Regions from separate parts of the Homo sapiens genome. Here region 1 is linked to region 2. The links are chromatin contacts, found by Hi-C in ENCODE. All regions are on one chromosome and are shown on one strand. Each heading gives the region's core, a stretch centred on a gene start or an enhancer-like site at or near the end of the contact. The rest is flanking DNA. Distances are from core to core; before and after follow the strand shown. Region 1 holds the start of NPY (neuropeptide Y). Region 2 has its middle 13 kb from the start of TRA2A.

Region 1 (2,764 bases), core at 74-2,573, 740 kb after region 2:
ATGCAAAGGATTGTTTGCTTCACGGTTTTTGATATTTAATTCAATGCTGTTGGAACAGCACAAAAACTAAGTGTCAGTTTAACAGAATCACTTGTCCTTTTAGCATTAAAATAACATGGAACTTAATGCTTTAATTTCCCAACATGCCTTTTTATTTAGAAAGATTCAGACTTATATTTCATTTAGAAATAAAATGCCATTTTATTTAGAAAGATACAGGAGCATTCATTCACGGAACTTTCAGATCTCAGTCCACTGCATAAAATCTTGATCCTGTAATAATAGTTTCTGTATCTTGCATATTCATTCAACAGGTTTAACGCGATGAGCAAATTAATGTTCATCGTTTTTAACATGTTTCATCTTAATCAGAACCCACATTCTCAACGTTAATTGAACGTACATAGGACTATACAAGGGTTAGTAAATAAGACAGAAACTGTTGTTCATTTAACCACCGTCACTTTGGACCAAAAAAGAAAAAATATATATTTTTAAAATTGAGCTTAAAAGAGTCTCTAGAAGCTGGAAGCGTGGCTCTTTTTCAGCAAACTGGGGGAATAGGTTTACCGTGTTCCCCCTCTGGGGAATTTTGAGTCGCCACACTCATGTCTCGACCGAGCCTGGCTCGCTGCGTCTGAGCGAGTACTTGAGGAAGGCTGATCTAGAAAAACCAGCTGAGAGAAGGGGCAGAAGCCCCTGAAACCACGGGCGGGGGTGGGGTGGGGAGCGCAGCTTTGGGACCCTCTAGCCGGAGACTTCCGGCAGCTGCCTCCGACTTGTTCTAAGTACAGGAAAAATCTGTGCGCCCAGTTGCCTCACTCCAACAGCGCGCAGTTGTGCCCGGCGAGGATGCCGCGCTAGTCGTGGAGATGCCCCACCACAAAGAGGATTCAGGTGCTTCCTACTCCGGCACCCAGTGGGTTGGTAGTCCTGTTGGCAGGAGACAAGAATCGTCTGGGCTGCTCCTATCTCTGGCAGGACTAGACGGGGCGTGAAGGAAAGAAGGAAAGAAGGAAAGCAGGGATCGGGCACTGCCCGAGGGCAGATACTTGGGCTTTGGTGTTGTCCAGCGCGCTCGGAGTGCGCTGCCTCGCTCACGCGGTCCCAGGCCCCGCTTCTTCAGGCAGTGCCTGGGGCGGGAGGGTTGGGGTGTGGGTGGCTCCCTAAGTCGACACTCGTGCGGCTGCGGTTCCAGCCCCCTCCCCCCGCCACTCAGGGGCGGGAAGTGGCGGGTGGGAGTCACCCAAGCGTGACTGCCCGAGGCCCCTCCTGCCGCGGCGAGGAAGCTCCATAAAAGCCCTGTCGCGACCCGCTCTCTGCACCCCATCCGCTGGCTCTCACCCCTCGGAGACGCTCGCCCGACAGCATAGTACTTGCCGCCCAGCCACGCCCGCGCGCCAGCCACCGTGAGTGCTACGACCCGTCTGTCTAGGGGTGGGAGCGAACGGGGCGCCCGCGAACTTGCTAGAGACGCAGCCTCCCGCTCTGTGGAGCCCTGGGGCCCTGGGATGATCGCGCTCCACTCCCCAGCGGACTATGCCGGCTCCGCGCCCCGACGCGGACCAGCCCTCTTGGCGGCTAAATTCCACTTGTTCCTCTGCTCCCCTCTGATTGTCCACGGCCCTTCTCCCGGGCCCTTCCCGCTGGGCGGTTCTTCTGAGTTACCTTTTAGCAGATATGGAGGGAGAACCCGGGACCGCTATCCCAAGGCAGCTGGCGGTCTCCCTGCGGGTCGCCGCCTTGAGGCCCAGGAAGCGGTGCGCGGTAGGAAGGTTTCCCCGGCAGCGCCATCGAGTGAGGAATCCCTGGAGCTCTAGAGCCCCGCGCCCTGCCACCTCCCTGGATTCTTGGGCTCCAAATCTCTTTGGAGCAATTCTGGCCCAGGGAGCAATTCTCTTTCCCCTTCCCCACCGCAGTCGTCACCCCGAGGTGATCTCTGCTGTCAGCGTTGATCCCCTGAAGCTAGGCAGACCAGAAGTAACAGAGAAGAAACTTTTCTTCCCAGACAAGAGTTTGGGCAAGAAGGGAGAAAAGTGACCCAGCAGGAAGAACTTCCAATTCGGTTTTGAATGCTAAACTGGCGGGGCCCCCACCTTGCACTCTCGCCGCGCGCTTCTTGGTCCCTGAGACTTCGAACGAAGTTGCGCGAAGTTTTCAGGTGGAGCAGAGGGGCAGGTCCCGACCGGACGGCGCCCGGAGCCCGCAAGGTGGTGCTAGCCACTCCTGGGTTCTCTCTGCGGGACTGGGACGAGAGCGGATTGGGGGTCGCGTGTGGTAGCAGGAGGAGGAGCGCGGGGGGCAGAGGAGGGAGGTGCTGCGCGTGGGTGCTCTGAATCCCCAAGCCCGTCCGTTGAGCCTTCTGTGCCTGCAGATGCTAGGTAACAAGCGACTGGGGCTGTCCGGACTGACCCTCGCCCTGTCCCTGCTCGTGTGCCTGGGTGCGCTGGCCGAGGCGTACCCCTCCAAGCCGGACAACCCGGGCGAGGACGCACCAGCGGAGGACATGGCCAGATACTACTCGGCGCTGCGACACTACATCAACCTCATCACCAGGCAGAGGTGGGTGGGACCGCGGGACCGATTCCGGGAGCGCCAGTGCCTGCACACCAGGAGATCCTGGGGATGTTAGGGAAAGGGATTGTTTCTTTTCCTTCGCTCTATCCCAGGGCAGGACAGTATCAGGCACTTAGTCAGCTCTAGGTAAATGTTTGTACAGGGCACACTCTACACAAAATGGGTACCTTCCATTTTGTGCAACTAC
Region 2 (2,793 bases), core at 285-2,784:
CTTTGTAGTCCAGGCTGGAGTGCAGTGGCGTGATCTCGGCTCACTGCAACCTTAGCAGCTGGTCCCATTTACCAGTTTATTATAAAGGATATTACAAAGGATACAGATGACAAGATACATAGGATAGGACATGTGGGAAGGGGCTAGAAGCTTCTATGCCCTCTCCAGGTGCACCACCCTCCAGGAACCTTCACACGCTATCCAGAAGCTTCCAATGCATGGCCTTTTGGGTCTTACTCAGTTGCCCAGGCTGGAGTGCAGTGGTGCACTCTCAGCTCACTGCAACCTCCGCCTCCTGGGTTCAAGCGATTCTCCTGCCTCAGCCTCCGGAGTAGCTGGGATTACAGGCACCTGCCACCACGCCCTGCTAATTTTTGTGTTTTTTAGTAGAGACAGGATTTCACCATGTTGGCCAGACTGGTTTTGACCTCCTGACCTCAGGTGATCCGCCTGCCTTGGCCTCCCAAAGTGCTGGGATTACAGGCATGAGCCACTGCACCCAGCCAGTATGGAAACTTCTAAAGAAATTAAAAATAGAATTACCAGATAGCCCAGCAATCCCTTTGCTGGGTATACATAGCCAAAGGAAATGAAATCACCACCTAGTAAAGATATCTGCATTCCCATGTTCATTGCCATGTTCACTGCAGTACTATTAACAATAGCCAGGCCCGGTGTGGTGGCTCACGCCTGTAATTCCAGCACTTTGGGAGGTTAAGGCGGGTGGATCACCTGAGATCAGGAGTTCGAGACCAGCCTGGACAACATGGTGAAACCCTGTCTCTATTAAAAATATAAAAAAAAAAAAAAAAAACAGCCAGGTGTGGTGGTGGGCGCCTGTAATCCCAGCTACTCAGGAGGCTGAGGCAGGAGAATTGGTTGAACCTGGGAGGTGGAGGTTGCAGTGAACTGAGATAGTGCCATTGCACTCCAGCCTGAGTGACAATAAAAAACTCCATCTCAAAAAAAAAAAAAAGCCAAGATTTGGAAACCACCTAGGTGTCCATCAATAGATGAATGGATAAAGAAACTGAAACTGTGAGATAGACACACACACACACACACACACACACACACACACACAGTGGAATACTATTCAGCTATAGAAAAGGAGATCCTGCCATTTGCCACAACACAGATGAAACTAGAGGGCACTATATTAAGTGAAATAAGCCAGATACATAAAGAAAAGTACTGCATGATCTCACTACTTATATGTGGAATCTAAAAAAAGGAAAGAAAAAAAAAGCAACTTCAGGAGCAGAGGTACCCTTGCAGAGCAGAGAGAAAATTCACAGTATCTTTAAACACCTTGGTAGGACTGACTTTGGTCTGTCAGTCGCCAAAATGATACCATCTGGGGAGTGTAGAAAAGACCTCTCTGCTTAATTTATTCTCAACTTTTCCACTTTACTGAGACTCGTGGTTAATCATCAGCAAACCCCCCTGGTGTCCTCTATCTCCTCTTTAAATAGTTCATTCACCTTGCTGTAGCTCAGAGATTCTCACCTGGAAGCAATTTTTCCTACCTCCCCAGAGGACATTTGGCAACGTTTGGAGGTATTTTTAGCTGTCACAACTGGAGATGGTGCTACTGACATCTAGTGGGTAGAGGCCAGGGATGCTGTTAAACACCTTACAAGGACAATGTACAGGATGGCCCCTCACAGCAAAGGATTATCAGACCCAGATGGCAATGGCCAAATTGAGAAACCCTGACTCTTTTCTGTAGGCACTACTTCCTCTTTAGCCCTCTCAGATCATCTGTGTTTTCTCATACCACTGGGTTTGGAGGCGGAGTGGGAGTCTTTTTCCTTTCTTATTGCTGCTTGCAAACAATTCTCCCTCCCCAAATCCTTAAAAAAGCCCAGCTTAACTTTGAATTTTACATCATCAGACATTATCACCCACTACCTCTCCTTACTGCAGTCATCTACAGATTTTCACTCCTTTCATTGTCATTCTCTCCAACACTAAAACCATCTTAAACCTTGGTGACTTCATCATCCACACAGATGATCCTTCCAACATCTTGGACTCTCAGTTCCTTGTATTCCACTCCTGCAGGGAGTACGACTCTCCACCACAGTCACTTCCTCACCTACATTGCCATAATTGCCATCATCTGAATTCCACTTTCTGAGCACTACATCCTATCATTTTAGCCCACTCCCTATAGTAGGTTTATTTCAACAAATTTTTGATCTCATTAGGTAGTGAGTGATAATGTCTGATGATGTCATTAGGACAACCAATCCATCAATCAACTGCATAGTATTTATACTATGAAAATCAACAAATCTACAAATTAGTGTTCTTTTCCTCTTTCTTTCAGAAAGCTAGTTGTTAAACATTTAACTCTTGTGTATTCATGGGATATACCTTAAGCAATCTATGTATGTGTGTGTATGTATATATATGTATGTATATATGTACACATATATAAAATGTTGCTTTGCACATTTAAACATTTTATATACCTGGTTTACTATAGTATGTTTTCTGATATAACTTTCCCTCCACAGCATTTAGGTTATGAGATGCATTCATGTTGATATGTGTAACTCTGGATTACTGTTTTTTTGTTTTGTTTTGTTTTGTTTTTGAGACAGAGTCTCACTCTGTTGCCCAGGCTGGAGTGCAGTGGCATGATCTCAGTTCATTGCAGCCTCTGCCTCCCAGATTCAAGTGATCTTCCCACCTCAGCCTCCTGAGTGGCTGGGACTATAGGCCTGCACCACCATGCCTGGCTAATTTTTGTATTTTTAGTAGAGAAGCAGTTTCGCCATGTTG

Evidence for each region. Hi-C counts contacts between places; a loop is a spot of excess contacts on that map. Pooled maps may share reads with other maps.
Region 1: a pooled map shows a loop between it and region 2 (4-fold over the local background). The contact joins the promoter of NPY here to the enhancer-like site in region 2. A Hi-C loop is called at or near these places in 2 of 37 single-sample maps with no recorded cell type and 8 of 50 pooled maps.

The regions. Positions count from the first base shown.
Region 1 is chr7:24,282,867-24,285,630 of GRCh38, forward strand. NPY (neuropeptide Y) reads left to right here and starts at 1,324. Exons shown (of 4, transcript NM_000905.4): 1 at 1,324-1,409; 2 at 2,375-2,562. The coding sequence starts at 2,375. The region is part of intron 2 of LOC107986777 (a long non-coding RNA gene); the gene reads right to left.
Region 2 is chr7:23,543,482-23,546,274 of GRCh38, forward strand. No RefSeq gene overlaps it. Among named protein-coding and RNA genes, the nearest start is that of TRA2A, 13 kb to the left of the region's middle. RefSeq lists an enhancer at 1,484-1,533. Within about 2 kb of position 1,535, at least 3 of the 41 ENCODE cell types and tissues checked have a DNase peak (open chromatin) inside an H3K27ac peak, as active enhancers do.